Linked DNA regions of Homo sapiens: region 1 is linked to region 2. A link is a contact called in ENCODE Hi-C or POLR2A ChIA-PET data. All regions are on one chromosome and are shown on one strand. The core of a region is the stretch at or near the end of the contact, and the rest is flanking DNA. Distances in the headings are between cores, read along the strand shown.

What was found. Hi-C counts contacts between places; a loop is a spot of excess contacts on that map. ChIA-PET counts read pairs that join two places held with the same protein, here RNA polymerase II (POLR2A). Pooled maps may share reads with other maps.
Region 1: a loop to region 2 is called in a map of K562, with 2.3 times the contacts of the local background. The contact joins the promoter of GRIK1-AS3 here to the promoter of BACH1 in region 2. A Hi-C loop is called at or near these places in 1 of 168 maps with a recorded cell type or tissue (K562) and 7 of 50 pooled maps. POLR2A ChIA-PET finds 5 or more read pairs at or near these places in 1 of 52 experiments (activated CD4-positive, alpha-beta T cell).

Annotation. Positions count from the first base shown.
Region 1 is chr21:29,655,640-29,663,372 of GRCh38, forward strand. GRIK1-AS3 (GRIK1 antisense RNA 3) reads left to right here and starts at 1,767. Exons shown (of 1, transcript NR_199598.1): 1 at 1,767-2,191. All of the region lies in intron 4 of GRIK1 (glutamate ionotropic receptor kainate type subunit 1), which reads right to left. RefSeq lists an enhancer at 1,388-1,537.
Region 2 is chr21:29,292,864-29,300,498 of GRCh38, forward strand. It overlaps BACH1 (BTB domain and CNC homolog 1), which reads left to right and starts at 6,059. Exons shown (of 5, transcript NM_001186.4): 1 at 6,059-6,090. LOC105369299 (a long non-coding RNA gene) reads right to left here and starts at 5,873. Exons shown (of 2, transcript XR_937652.3): 1 at 3,743-5,873; 2 at 3,315-3,479. RefSeq lists a silencer at 5,584-6,493.

The sequences.
Region 1 (7,733 bases), core at 517-3,016, 360 kb after region 2:
TATGAATGAGTATATCTCTGAAACCTTTCTCTCTCCCCCTTTTCCATGAGAAGGGGAAGAGAGGATTCATTTACAGATAAAAGGATAGGGACTATTCTGACACCAATTTCACACTGTTTCTTCATGCTGGTTCTCAAATAACTACTTGGGATCGTAATAGTTCCGGACATTCTGTGAGCGTGTATATTGTTTTTACTTCGTGGAAGAAGGAAAAAAGGAGGTGGATAGGAAGGACAGGGGTTCTACGTTCATTGAACTGTGATCTTACTTTTGGAGTCCCGGAAATGGTGTCAACTGAGAAGAAGATGCAAATGGTTTGGAGACAATTCTTTCTAAATATGAATAAGGATATTCCTTTCCTTGGGATAGATTACCAAAATAACTATTTGGGTGCTTTTTTTATTTTTATTTTTTTTGTCTTTGCATAGAAATGAAGAGAGAAGGCCGGGTGCGGTGGCTCACGCCTGTAATCCAGCACTTTGGGAGGATGAGGCGGGCGGATCATGAGGTCAGGAGATAGAGACCATCCTGGTTAACACGGTGAAACCCCGTCTCTACTAAAAATACACAAAATTAGCCAGGCGTGGTGGCGGGTGCCTGTAATCCCAGCTACTCAGGAGGCTGAGGCAGGAGAACGGCGTGAACCCGGGGGCGGAGCTTACAGTGAGCCAAGATCGCGCCACTGCACTCCAGCCTGGGGGCCAGAGCGAGACTCAAAAAAAAAAAAAAAAAAAAAAAAAAAAAAAAAAAGAAATGAAGAGAGAAGACTTAGAAATCACATTTCCAAGGTAGTTTTCCGCACAACTCTGGTCAATTCTGGATGCAAGTAAAAATTCCCTCTGGAAGTTTTTATATCAAAGACTCTTAGACACCATCACAGGGACATCCTGAATTGGGATTTCTGAGAGTGTAGCCTTGATTTCTGCATTTCACAGCTGTGTCTGAAAATCACTGCTCTATGGAAAACATGTACCTTTGCATTAAATAACAAAGACTTTCAGATCTTCAGTTGAAGAGATGGATTGAAAAGGTCTGGGGAAAGACATTGCAAGTTATCAGCGGTTCTGGAAGGTGCCTAAGATATGTGAACTAGAATGATTTTACGTGAAAGGGAATAAGAAATAAAGAGGGTATTAGATGACAGCACATAACTGCATGAACACCAGTCCTACACTTCTCAACAACGTCTCTACTAACACGAAAACCAGAGGAATATTTAGTGAAATTGCAATGTCATGAACTTAAGACAAATGACAGGAAACTCCATGAATCATCAGCCCACAGGATATAAGTCACTCCTACGGTGACAACAAGACCAGGCACACTAAAGGATGTTTTTTTTCAAGGGTAGACTTGCTTTAGTGCCATCAATAACATTTAAGGCCATGCATGGTGAGGTCTTGTTAGCTGTTCTCTTATATCATTCGAGCATAAAGAGCTGGCCTGCCAGGGTCAGTCAGAAATCCTATTTTTCACTTTGGTCATTAGATAGTGTAATTGCAGCCAAGATTACCTCTTGAAAGGGAACTGGGCAGGTTTCATGTGAGGATATAGGGCTGAATGCTAAGGTTTAAAATTTTGTTTCTGAAACTGAAAATAGAACACAAAGGCATTTGAGTTTATAGCTTTTCACTTGGGTAAAATTTTTCTTTTTAAATTTCATTATGGAGGCTTTGGATCCCCTGTTAAGAGATAAGCATTTTTTTAAACAACCATTTAACTGATTATTTTTATTATTGTATTTTAAAATTCCTGGAGGTAAATATTCATTTGACATGCCTCTCAGCGTTAGGAAAGAGATATTAAAATGCAGCGAATAAACAGCCAACAGGACAGCTGTTATTGCAAAAAGAACCCTGGGGTCCTCCAGGTACACATTTTATTTGCTGTAGTAGAAAAATTCCCGTTCCTTTTCCTAGCTAATTGCTTGCATTAGTGCCTCCTGGTTCTTCCCTTGAATTTACTAGAAATGGAAATTAAGAAACGAGTCCAGTCATTGATCATTGGCCTGTCAACTTTGTGGACACTCACCCAGGTGAATGAAAAACATCTTGATAAGAACAACAAAGTCAACAGCACCAAAGGCGGTGCTTTTAAAGCAGTTGTTCTTGTGATGGTCTTTAAGCAGCTGAGACCAGTAGCCCTGTCGTCTAATTGTCGCATACTTTGTAAATAAAACGATTGCATTCCCATTTTGATTTTCTCTCTGCATGTTGGTATTTCAACTAAAAGTCATTAAGGGATTAAGAAAATGTCACATCAAAATAAATGTCAGTTTTAAAAATAAAAAGTGTAATCACGATATAGGGAGTTTTCTAATAGTTCTTTGCAGAACTTACTTTTTCCTGAGAATGACTTTGAATTTTGATACAGTACTTGTCTGCCGAACTGACCAAATGGTGCTGACCTAGGCAGTATGTATACTTTATTAGGGCGGTATTGCTAGGAACCATCTCTGGCTTTACTTAATTGTCACAATTAATTTTTTTTTTTGGCAGAAAACACTTCATGTCACACACACTAAAATGTAATAAAGGCAGATATCAATACTGTTCATATGGATAGCATATTCCTCCGAATTGCTTCCACTAATATGTTCTTCTAATAAGGCCCATTTCTTTTTTTTATTTTTATTTATTTTTGAAAGAGTCTCATTCTGTCGCCCCAGGCTATAGCGCACTGGTACAATCTCGGCTCCCTGCAACCTCTGCCTCCTGAGTTCAAGCGATTCTCTTGTCTCAGCCTCCTGAGTAGCTGGGATTACAGGCACGTACCGCCATGCCTGGCTAATTTTTATATTTTTAGTAGAGATGGGGTTTTACCATGTTGGCCACGCTGGTTCAAACTCCTGACCTCAAGTGATCCTCCTGTCTTGGTCTCCCTAAGTGCTGGGATCACAGGCGTGAGCCACTGCACCTGGCCAAGTCTCATTTCTTAATGGAATTAATCTTGTTAAACAACTTTTGACATTATATCATTGACTTAGATTGACAGTTAAAAACAACCCAGCCCTTTTGTTAACATTATGTATCTAAAATAGGCAGGGTGTGGAATATCTATTGATTTTGGAAGATTACTAGTGTGGACGTCATTAGTACTGTTTTTCCAGTTTTCCAACTCAAAGGGTACATACTAGGATTGCATTTCCTAGTCCCTTGGGCTTGGGTGGGGGTATGTGCTGGTTCTAGCCAATGAAGTGGAGGTGATTCTGACATATGTCACTCTCCAGAGATCTCAGTTCCCTAATATCACTAGCATTGTTATCAGTGCCAGAACAAGCTGTTCATTTTTGAATAAATACATTTTTCTGTTACATGAATACTGCAAGTCATGTAAATGATCTTGTTTACAACTTTGTTTTGATTGCTAGGAGGTTTAGGGTCAAAATTACGGGTCTTCCATTGGCAATTAGTCAGGAGCACAGGGCATACATTTTTCATGTGCTAATGTCATCCAGCTTTATGTTTTTGTTATCTAGTTTTCTCCTTTGTGCCAATTCCCCTCCCTTTTAAAAACATTTATTAGTTTGTTTCAAATATATTTTTCCAGGCAGCTCCAATTCTTTATAGAATAAAGATATTACAAATAAACAAATAATCATGATTGGGACAAGTCAAATAATTTTTCCCCATATAAACGAGTGGAATTCTTCAGATCTGATGTAGCTGAGTTGGGTTAGAGTAATGAAAAAAAGTTTCCAACAAAACAGTTTTCCCCCCCTACCTCTAATGATCACCATTGTTAGTTAATTCTAATCTACATTGTTACAGAATTAATTATAAGAACTCAAAAGACATCAATACCAAAAGACTTAAGCTCCTGCATACTTATGAAATTCCATTCCATCTAGATAACATAATCCTTAAATCAGCAGCGGGGGAGTGTCTTGTACCTATTGTAAATGCTTTCTCCGTATCATGCTACTGTACATGGAAATGCCACAAGACTATTCCATTGTTCCAGTAGCTAAAAAATAATTACTGCTTTATTTTATTTGCAGTAAATGGGTCATCAGAAGGCAGAATAAAAACTCAATGCCGGCCAGGCGCGGTGGCTCACGCTTGTAATCCCAGCACTTTGGGAGGCCGAGTTGGACGGATCACCTGAGGTCGGGAGTTCAAGATCAGCCTGACCAACAAGGAGAAACCCCGTCTCTACTAAAAATACAAAAAATTAGTCGGCAGTGGTGGTGCGTGCCTGTAATCCCAGCTACTCGGGAGGCTGAGGCAGGAGAATCACTTGAACCTGGTAGGCGGAGATTGTGGTGAGCCGAGATCAGGCCATTGCACTCCAGCCTGGGCAACAAGAGTGAAACTCTGTTTCAAAACAAAACAAAACAAAAAAAACCCAACAACAACAACAACAAAAAACCCTCACTGCCAGCTGCCTCTTGAAAGGACAATTCTAAGGCCCTACTGTTAACTGTTATCAATATATCCTGGGACACAGTCATTGCTCATTGACAGCAGTGATCCCACATTGGTCCAGCTGCTTTCTGGAGTTTTTGCCACAGAACACTCATGACCTTGTTCACAGTAGTATTGACCTTCTTAGTCTAGCCTAGTTGTTCTTGGCAATGATGATCTCTTAGATCTTGATGGGTGAAGTTATCATGTACGGCCTGAGCAGCACCAAGGCCATATTTTAGTTTGTCTTGTGAGTCCTCAATGAAGTCTAGGTAAAGATGACCAGGACGTAGCTCATAGGGGTCTAATGGCTGTGGTTGTTGACAGAGTCATTCTACAAAATACAGGGAAAGTCTTTGGCTCAGAATCTTCCAACCACACATGGAGTTATCTTAAGAAGCCTGGACCATATTTCAGTCTGATCATTTCCTGGAAGGCAATGCAGAGCTATGGAGACAGCAATGAAAAATTCCTCTCCACAAATTCTCAGCAACCATCACTAAGGGAAATCCATATGCCACACATAATTGGTCTGCTGCTACTATTGTGGTAACAGAAACTCAAAATGGAACCTGGAGTGCTACTGAGCAACTTTGAGGTGTTCTTGTAATATTTATATGGTTTTTTATTACTGCTTTTTTTCCATTGAAAAATAGGTATCTTGGAAGTTTATACTGACTAAGCCGAAGTGTATTTCTCTTTTTATAGCCTTTCTCAATATCAGGATAAATTCTAAACCACCAGACATGGTTTGTAATCAATAATTTCAAGTGAATAACTTCCAAATGTGTGAACATGCAATGTGGCTAAAATAATGGTTTTACCTCAAGATAGAAATAAGGTATTTTTGGCACAGGAGTCTTCAGAAAACCAGGTGAATGATATCAAGTCTCCGAGCAGCAATTTTAAGATGAAAGTTTGAGCTTCAGTGTGTAGCTCTTTTTTATTTGCTAACTGTAATATTTTAGGCTGCATCTATACTATCCTCTGAGCCAGATGCCTCTTTGGCCATGCAATTTTTAATGGTGGTCATCAGTAGAACAAGATGGATATAAGACAGTCTTTAGACCAGTGTTTATTGCTATAGAAAGTACATTCATGCCACATTGAATGATTATAGCTTACATCTACAAAAGTAATAGTGGAATATACAGAAAATAGCATTTGACACCAGAAAAATCCTGATATACAGAAAGATATCCATCTACTTATGGAGGGGACCAAATAATGGTTCTCTAAAGATGTCTACGTCCTAATTCCAGAACCAATGGAATATGTTCCTTTACCTGGAGATGGATTTTACAGATGTGAATAAATGAAAGATTTTGAGATGGGGAGATTTCTCTGAATTATCTAGGTAGGCCCAATGTAGTCACAATGAAAACAGCAGGGTCTTAAGGCAGAGAAGGTGTAAATGGGAATGCGTAAATAGAAGGAGAGAGAAAGATGGAGTGTGATGCGGGGCCACAAGACAAGGAATGAGGACGGCCTCTGTGAGTAAGAAAAGGCAAGAAGTTGGATTTTCCCCAGAAGTTTCCAAAAGGAAAGCAGACCTGCTAACAACATGATTTTAGATCTCTGATTTCTGTAACTGTAAACAAATATATTGTTAAAGCCACTAAATTTGGCTTAAACAGCAATAGAAAACCAATACATCTCATTTTCTCATCTTTCTGTGATTATGGCATATGAAATCGCTGTAACCCTAACTCCAGTGATTGGTACATTACTCCAGCTTTGGTAACGTCAAAAACATGTATCAAGAGGAAAAATTGACTTTTTTCATTTGAGGTTGACAACTTGCTAAGTTCCTCTGTTTCCCTCCATTCACTTACACGTGTTAACCACATGCATGTACACAGGTGATAAGCTAACCACAAGTCTAGGGTTTTTCCTTGGATTTGAAAACTGTGCTATATGATGTATAAATCCAGCCCCTTTTTCTCCTACCTCCAAGTTAAACTAAAGAAAAGCAAAAGATATTCCACAAAGAGTTGATGAATTAAATAACTGTACTATTTGGAAGTTCTTCTCAGTGTTAACTCCTTTATAAGCTTCTCTCCTTAGAGGTATGGTCTGCAGGAGAAAGGAAGCTCATACTAATAGATATTAATAAAAGGAGTGCAAATCATTGGGGTTTAGTTTAGCTTGGAAGATGATCCTACTAGAAGAGCCAGATTGCATCACCCAGGTGCACAACAGATGAGATTATGCTATTTAAGGAGTGCAGACTGTTGAGAACAGAGCAGGAAAAGAAGTTTTCCCATGGCAGAATGAAATAGGCAATCTGGTAAACAGGAGAGAATGGAACTTTTGGGGCAATTACATGAAACTAAAAAATAACCTCTCTGCAACATCTAGGGAAAATTGGTGGAAAGATGATATGTAAGAGAGAATACGGAGGAAACAAATTTTAACAGCAAATTATTGAACAAAATCTAGAAGCTGGAAGGTAACAGAATATTTTGAATTATTATCTACCCCAGATGATTCAGTGTAATCTTTTTGCAACAAGCTTCTTTGATAATGATGTTAATGAAAACTATACCTCAAATTTGCTTGAAAGTCACCTTTTGAAGGAGAGACAGGGGTGCAGCCATTAAATGGTGATCTTGCTGGTCTCACGAGATCTCTATTGCCCAGTAAAGTCTTCATGAGTCTGGGGCCTGATCTTCAGCTTTTTGGGTGACTTGACTTTGTTAATTTATCTGAAAACTATCAGGCTTAAAAAATAATTTATATCAGTGTTTCTTAGTATATTATTAGAACCACCAAGAAACTTCTCCAAAATACCAATGCCTGAGCCTCATTCCTAAATATTCTGATTTATTTTGTCTGGGATATGTTTCAGGCATTGATAGTTACTAAAAACTCCCCAGGTGATACTTATGTACAGCCAGTGCTGAGAACCACTGATTTATATTAACCAAGCTCATATTTTTAAGCTACAACAATAATATTCACAGCGACTGCTTGCTGAGTGCCACAACACGATGTTCACTACAGTAATAGGTTATTGACATTTAATTGGAGAGGAAGTGTTATTCCTAATTTATAGATTTTAGAGATAAAGCATAGTTATAGTATTTGAACCCAGGTTTGATTTCAATCTTGGGATCTTAGGACTTTATTAATTTCTTAATTGATAATAGGAGGTGCAAGTGGCAGGAAAATTAATAATTTGCACAAAATTCTGCTGGAGTTTGAGATCCCAAATAAAAGCATATGGTTATTTAAGACCAAAGTTAGAACCACAGGAGTCAAAGCTTTATCTTAAGTAGGATGCATCAATCCACCTGCCAGAGTTTGTTAAGTTTCCTGTCTACC
Region 2 (7,635 bases), core at 4,809-7,308:
TTTCTGGCTGGAACTCTACTTTCTTCTCCCCTCACTCCTCCCCAGTTGGGTGCAGAGCAGTCAGGCTACATCCAAGATTCTGAGGGTCTCACTTTCTATCCCCAGACATTTATATGTATGTATATGTGTGTGTATACATATATTTGTGTGTGTGTATATATGGTGATAAATGTATAAATATTATTATAAAACACTTAAACATTTATTATAAACTGTTATGTTAATATAAAAAATATATGTATGTACATATACATATAATACATATAAAAACACCTTGCAGCATTAGCTTATGAGAGAAGAATTTCTCTACTTCATTAAATAAATATATGTAACAGAATGAGAGAAAATCTGTAGCACAATGAATTCTAATGGAGGACAATTTCAAGTGTCATTTTAGGTCTAGGAGCTTGACACAGGTTTAAAATGAAACAGCCTTTTTCAATATTTTCTGTTTTATTTACTGAACTTTCCTCTAAGTCATGATCATTGGGGTTGTGGTTCTTCTTACAAAGTTAACTCCATTTTCATGCTCCATTTTAATCATCTGATATTTTATTTAATCTTGATTTTGGTTATCTATTGCTATATTAAAAAAACTGCAAAATTTCATGACTTTAAACAATAATCATTTTACTATTTCATAATTCTATGTGTTGGCTGGGCTCAGCTGGTAAGTTCTTTTGTATAGACTTGACCAAAGAACATCCTAGATGGCTCATTCACATGACTGGCACTTGATGCTCAGTACTGGCTGGTTGCTCTGCTGGGGCTCCTGAGTGAAGAGGCCACACATGCCCCATGCATGGTGGTTTGGTTCTGAGAGAGGGTGTCCCAAGAGAGCTCATTTGAAGAAAGAGGAAGTAGAGGCTAACAGTCTTCTAAAAGACTAGAACCAGAACTGGCAGAGCATCACTTCTGCAGTGTCTTCTTGGTGATGCAGTCACAGGGCCAGATTCAAGATGATGAAAAATAAACTCCCATTCTTGACGGGGAAAACGATAAAAATTTTGTGGCCATCTTTAGTCCACTGCAACCTCCTACTGGTTTTCAGAAGCGCAATTTTTTTTGGATATTTGGGCCACTTTGGTTGTCATTAAATCTGGTATCTGAGCAGCACCTCTTTCACTGATTTGGCCCCTGTCCCACTGAGTTCTTCTGCTTCAAAACTGGCTATTTCCTTTTCATTTTTCTGCCTTTATCTTAATTTTACACTTTGTAACATTTCAAACCAGAGGCTACACCTCATCTTTGATTTCAGTTATCAGGTAAACATGAGGGTGTGTTTACTCATCTGCTCCAGGAAGTTCTCATTGTCTTCTAATAAAATATGTTCATTTTCCATAAAACTTTCCAACCTGGAGGCAGGGGTGCTATGACTTTAATCCATAGTCACATCTCAGGGTACAGGTGTCAAAGAGCAGTTGTTCAAGTGGGAGACTTGTGTTGATCTGGGTAATCCCCCACCTTTAAAGCCTAGTTGTTTTGCCCCACCCCCCCTCCAATATTTTCTTGACTTAGTGAGTGAATACTTAAAGACAAAAGGAGCTAAGGCAATGAAGATGGAGGGAATGAAGTTCTGGGAAGGCTGGAGGGGTATGCAGATTTGTAGGGGTTACAGATGTCATGCTGCATCTGTGGAAATGAGGATTCAAAACCAAAGGTGGGTAGGGAATAAATGTGGAAGTGTGGATCTTTCCTGAGGTTAGGGAGGAGGACAGGGGACAAGGGTTACACTGACTACACATCAAAGTTTTTTCAGGATATGTATTATGTCTTACTGTCCAAATATTATGCTATGGTGTTCCTTATAGCCATGAACATGTCACCTATCTGTATGATTTAGCTCCCTCATTTTTGAGAGTCAGGCAAGACAACCTGCTATTAGAGGAGAAAATGATGGTGTTTGTATCTAGGTTTTATTAAAAATCATTCCCTAACTATGGCTTATAGTTATTTAAATTGTTTTCAGAGTTAATGATAAGATTTTATTTTGGTAATAAAATCAGTATGATGGCCAGAAAGAAGATATGAATGTTTGGAAAAATTGGAAATATCATTTTTGAAAGAAATGTGACAATGCACATATATAACATCTTGCGAATGGTATTGTATATCACCAAACCTGCTCACAGCAGGAAAACTAGCCATCACTTCTCACAGTCAATGAGAAGTATAAATCAAGGACATAGCAGTAAGCTGTGATACCCAAGCTTCACGGATAAATTCTCCTAAAGAATAATGCACTAAAAACAAAACTACATGACAAAAAAAAGCACTAATTGCAAATCACTGTGAAACAGTAGCACAAAATCTTTATATTGTGCTACTAGTGACAGCAACAGAAGACAGTCAAACGCCTAGGCAGATAGAGGCAGGTCCCCGGTGAAACCCCACCTCCAAGCTGAAGACAGTTTAAAGCCTGAAAGCCAAACTACAAGTTAAATTTTCAGACTAGATTGAGAACTTGTCTTCCTGTTTGGCACGCTTTCCTCTGATCTCCACCCTTCACCTATTTTACGTATACTTACCCTTTCTAATTGGTTTTCTACACTGTCGTGCCTGCCTTTGAGTGGTGTCTTTGCTTTAACCTTTTTTTGCAAACTCACAAACCAATCAGCATGCACTCCCCATTCTGAGTGCATAAAAGCCCCAGGCTCAGCCACATGAGAGGGGATTTTCCCACTTTCGGGTAGGGGAACTGCTCCCAGCATTCGCTCTTTGCTGAGAGCTTTCCTTTTGCTTAATCAATTCCACTCCACTCACTTTCCGGTGTCTGTGTGCCTAGTTTTTCCTGGTTGTGAGACAAGAACTTGGACCTAGCTGAGCTAAGGAGCAGAAAGACTGCCAAGACTAGGCTACTTGTCCCAGTTTCAAACTATTATCAATACTAATTGAAAGCAATCAGCTGGGAGCGGTGGCTCATGCCTGTAGTCCCAGCACTCTGGGAGGCCAAGGCAGGTGGATCATTTGAGGTCAGGAGTTTGAGATCAGCCTGGCCAACATGGTGAAACCTTGTCTCTACTAAAAATACAAAAATTAGCTGGGCTTGGTGGTGGGTGCCTGAAATTCCAGCTACTCAGGAGGCTGGGGCAGGAGAATCACTTGAACCCGGGAGGCAGAGGTTGCAGTGAGACAAAATCATGCCACTGCACTCCAAGCCTGCGTGACAGAGAGAGACACCATCTCAAAAAAAAAAAAAAAAAAAGCGATCAGAATTTTTTTTCTTGGTCCCCAAATCTCAACATTTTTTTTTCCCAATAGGAATTAGGTAGAAGCACTATGTCTCATTATAACCTCAAGATAATTTTTAAAAATCTGTTTTAGTAATAGATTTTAATAAACATATGAGTTAGTATAAAAGATCTTGAGGCTGATGTTCTTCAAAGTTGACCATGATGTAGCCACTTTTCTTGATTCCGAGTATTGCAGGATTACTCAAGGTTTTGTTGGCCTGGCAGCTAATAATGTTAATGCTAACTCTGGAAGTCCAGAAGACATAGGTCAGAACATACAGTTGTTTGTGAATATTTACACTGACATACAGGTTTTAAAAGAAATACATTCTAAGTGGTTTTGGTTCAAAGCAAGAGAATACTGAAAACAAAAAGTGCCACATCTTTCACTGAGCATTTTACTGCATTCATTCCTTCATTCAACCTACTATCTGTTTCCACTCCCATTCCTTCTCAATACTAGAATTAGCTTTTAAAAATAACCACATGACTTAGAAACCTCTACTCACTTATTGCAGACCACGGGATGAAGTCCAAACTCCAGGTGCTGTGCATGAGGCCCTTCTCATACTGACTCGGTTTCATTTCATTCTCCAGTTTCATTTTTCGTCCTGTCCCTACTACATGCCATAAGCTTGAAGACCACATGCTTCAGTATTAAAAATGCAGACCCTTAGGTCCTACTCAGATCTACAAAATTAGCATCTTTTGGGGGTGGGACCCAGGAATCTGCATTTTTTTTTTTTTTTTTTTTTTTGAGATAGAGTTTTGCTCTGTCGCCAGGCTGGAGTGCAGTGGCGCGATCTCAGCTCACTGCAACCTCCACCGCCCAGGTTCAAGCGATTCCCCTGTGTCAGCCTCCTGAGCGGCTGGGACTACAGGCGCACACCATCATGCCTGGCTAATTTTTTGTATTTTAGTAGAAACGGGGTTTCACCATGTTGGGGTTTAGTAGAAACGGGGTTTCACCATGTCGATCTCCTGACCTCGTGATCCGCCCGCCTTGGCCTTTGAAAGTGCTGGGATTACAGGCATGAGCCACTGCTCCCGGCCGGAATCTGCATTTTAACAAGCAAACCAAATATTCTTCCCCATAATGAAGCTTGAGAGTCACTCACTTGACTTGATACTCTTAGCACATCTGTATACCTTTGTGAGAACTTCTCAAATAATTAAACCTATCAGGGCATACATCATAATTTTCAGGCTAGAAAATGTCACTGCTATTATCTAAAGAAGCAAGAGTTCCTCCCAAAGAGGAGGGTCTGATCTTCCCCTAGAAAAAACTGCACAGGTGTAGAAAAAACTGCATAGGTGTAGAAAAAAGACACTGCAATTCCACTGGCTCAAGGTGGAAGGAGAATAAAGCCTCGGACACTCCCATGTGTCTGCAAGAACTTCAATCCTTCTTTCATGGTGTATTTCCAAGTGTCCTTTCCTCCTGTTTCACTAAATATCTGCACTCTCACCATGAACTGAGGCAGCCTGGGATGCGAGGTACCTCCTACCTCTGGACCCTATCTAGACTGCTGGGTTCCACTCTTCCCAATCAAGACCCAATGCAAATGTCACCTGCTCCAGGAAGCCTCCCCTAATTCTAGGTCATAATGTATCACTTCACCCCTCGCACTCTCATCCAATTTCACTTGTGTGATTTTCTCATGTATTTTGGATGTAGCTCAAACGTCCCCAAGTCCCACAGCCTGTGGGTGCAAATGCAGTCATGTTAGTCGTAATACCTGAATTATTATCTTGGTATCCTTTTTGCCCCGGGAACTCCAGGGCTGTGTTCTTGTTGCTGGCTCCAAAGCTAACAATAAAATCCCTTCACACAAATCGTCCTTTGGCTTCAGACCTCAAGGTCCGTGTCATCTCCGCAGGAACCCTCGTGGGGTTGGCGTGCCCAGTCCCCTCCGCTGCGCGTGCATCCCGCTCCGCTGACAGCCAGTGCTTTGGTTCTCCAGAGGTGTTAAATGGCTTGGGAACATAATTTCAAAACGGACAGTTGGATAAACACCAGAATAAGCACCAGAAGATGACAGCGGAACCAAGGCTCGAGATGGGCCGGCTGACACCACTGGGCGCTGAACCTGGCTGGAAGCTTCCTGGCAGCGACAGCGAAAAGGGAACACCTGTCGTGGGCGCCCTTGTTTCACTGTCAGTAAGAAGTAGAGCAACTGCTAGACGCGCTCCACAAAACCCTGGACGCACTTCATACACACCCCCACCCCAGCAAGCTCAAGTACCCTGTGAACCTGGACGCCCACCACCCCCAGGGCAGGCAGCGAGGAGCTCTTCAAGGGGTAAAGCGACCCCTGTGGGGCCAGCGCCCGTCCTCTCTCCTGCTGTTCGCGGGCACCCGGGCACGCGGCGACTCGGCTGAATTAGGGCGTCCTGCAGCTCCCGAGGCGAGGAGGCGCTTGGCCTTTCCGTTCCGCCCTCAGAAGGGAGAGGAGAGGTGGTCCTCGAGTGGGAGTCAGTTCAGGATGCGGGCTGTGCCACGCGCGGAGGTCCGGGGACCCCACCGCCGCCTCCTCGAGGCCCGCCCCGCCCCTTACGACCCGTCCCTGCAACCCCCCGCGTGGGCTTCCGGCCGCGGCGACCCCTGCCCCGCGCTATTGCGCGCGCTCGTTCGCTGACAGAGGCTTCGAGGGCGGCAGGGCGGGGCTTCGGCGCCGGGGGCGGGGCCTTCAGCGGGCGGGCGGGGTTTTGGCGCCGCGAGGTGGCGGCAGCAGAGCGGCGCAGAAGGGAGGGGGCGGCTGGCCGCGCGGAAGGAGTGAGTCACCTGACCGCTGCCCTCGCCGCCCGCCGGGCGCTCTCGCTTCAGTCAGTCGGGCCGCGCCGCGCCTCAGCTCTGGTGAGTGGCTCGGCCGTCCCGCCGGCCCTTCTCCGGGAGGGTTGGCGCGGTCAGGGCCGCGGGCCTGTGAGGGGAGGCCGGCGGACAGGTCCAGTGAAGGCGCGGGCGGGCCGGGGGCGGCTCTTTCTGGGCTGGGCGGGGCGCGGGGGGCACGTATCGGGGCCCGCGGGGGGCGCCGGCGGCCGGGATCCTGGAAGTGGCCGCGACGCCGGAAGGGGCGTCCCGTCGGCGGCCGAACCCCCTGCACTGCCGGAGCTGTTGTTTACCCGCGCGCGCCGTACTTTACCCGGGGCGGGCGGGGGCTGGGGGCCGCGGGGTCCCTGCCCCACCCCCCTCCCTGCCCTCGGGCGCCAGCCCGGCCCCTCGCCCGCGGCCCGCCCGGGCTGTGACACATCAGCACCGCCCTCGCGGCTGGGGCCCCGTATTGTCCTCCGCCGCCTCCCACCGCATGCCCAGCCTCGCGTCTACTCAGCCCGGTGGCTGTCGCGCGTGGAATCGCGTAAGAAAAGCCGAGTTTGTGGCTGGGGAGAGAAGGCCACCGTGCTGAGCTGGATTTAGCGAAGACTGGTTTTGGGGACCGGAGAGCCCAGGACTCCCTTTGTTGGAGTTTTGCCCACGCGTTGTAATTAAGCCTCGCACAATATGGTGAGAGTGGGCGTTGATTCTGGAGACACCAGCTTTGTGCTCGTGTAATGTAACACGAGTGCCGTTGCTTTCTCATTCTTACACGGCAGTTTCATGTCATTGAGTAGAATTGTGCGGAATGCTTTTATGGAGTGAGGCTTCTGCGTTAAACTTGTGCTGATTCCAGGTAAAGTGTAGTAGTAATTGTGAAAGAACGTGTATGAGGAAAACGAGCTACAATGTCATGCTTGGAGGAACAAAGAATGTTTTGTAGGATGCTTTGCTTTTTGGAGAATTGTGTAGGGGTAGGGACTGTTACCCATGGATGATGCTATGGGAATTTGATCATGTATTTGAACACCCTTTACATCAGAGGGTCTGCATTGAATGCAGTTCAGAAGGATAAAGGGTGGAAATCCCAGATGTGTTAGTGGCAGAGCACTTGAGCGCTTCACATAGTCAAGCAGAGAAATGGGAAGAGGTCGGCTTGCTTCTTCCTGGTCTTTGGGTAGTGGTGCAAGGGCTGGGCTGGGCTTGAAGGCACTTGCCACTTCTGCCTTTGGACATCTTGAAGAAGCTTAGGGAAGAAAGGCTCCCGGTGAGTCAGCTTGGAGTAGGGTGACTTTGGCGTAGTGATTCTTGTATTGTTGTTTAACCTATGTTTCTGTCAAGTGGTTTACTGTTGTTCGGTATGTTGGTTGGTTAACAAGGTAGGATGACTCTCTAAAAAGTTGGGTTGCTGAGTCATTCGCCCCAGCTTGAGAGGTAATTAGAAACAGCTGGTGCAAATACTCTCATCACATGCCTCCACTATAAAAGGCCAAAGAGCGCTCTAGAGAGGTTGCTTCAGAAGGCTGAAGGGGACCCAGCTGGGGTTGTTTTGATACAGGTTATCAGTGGGTGAAGTGGAAGAGCACTCTT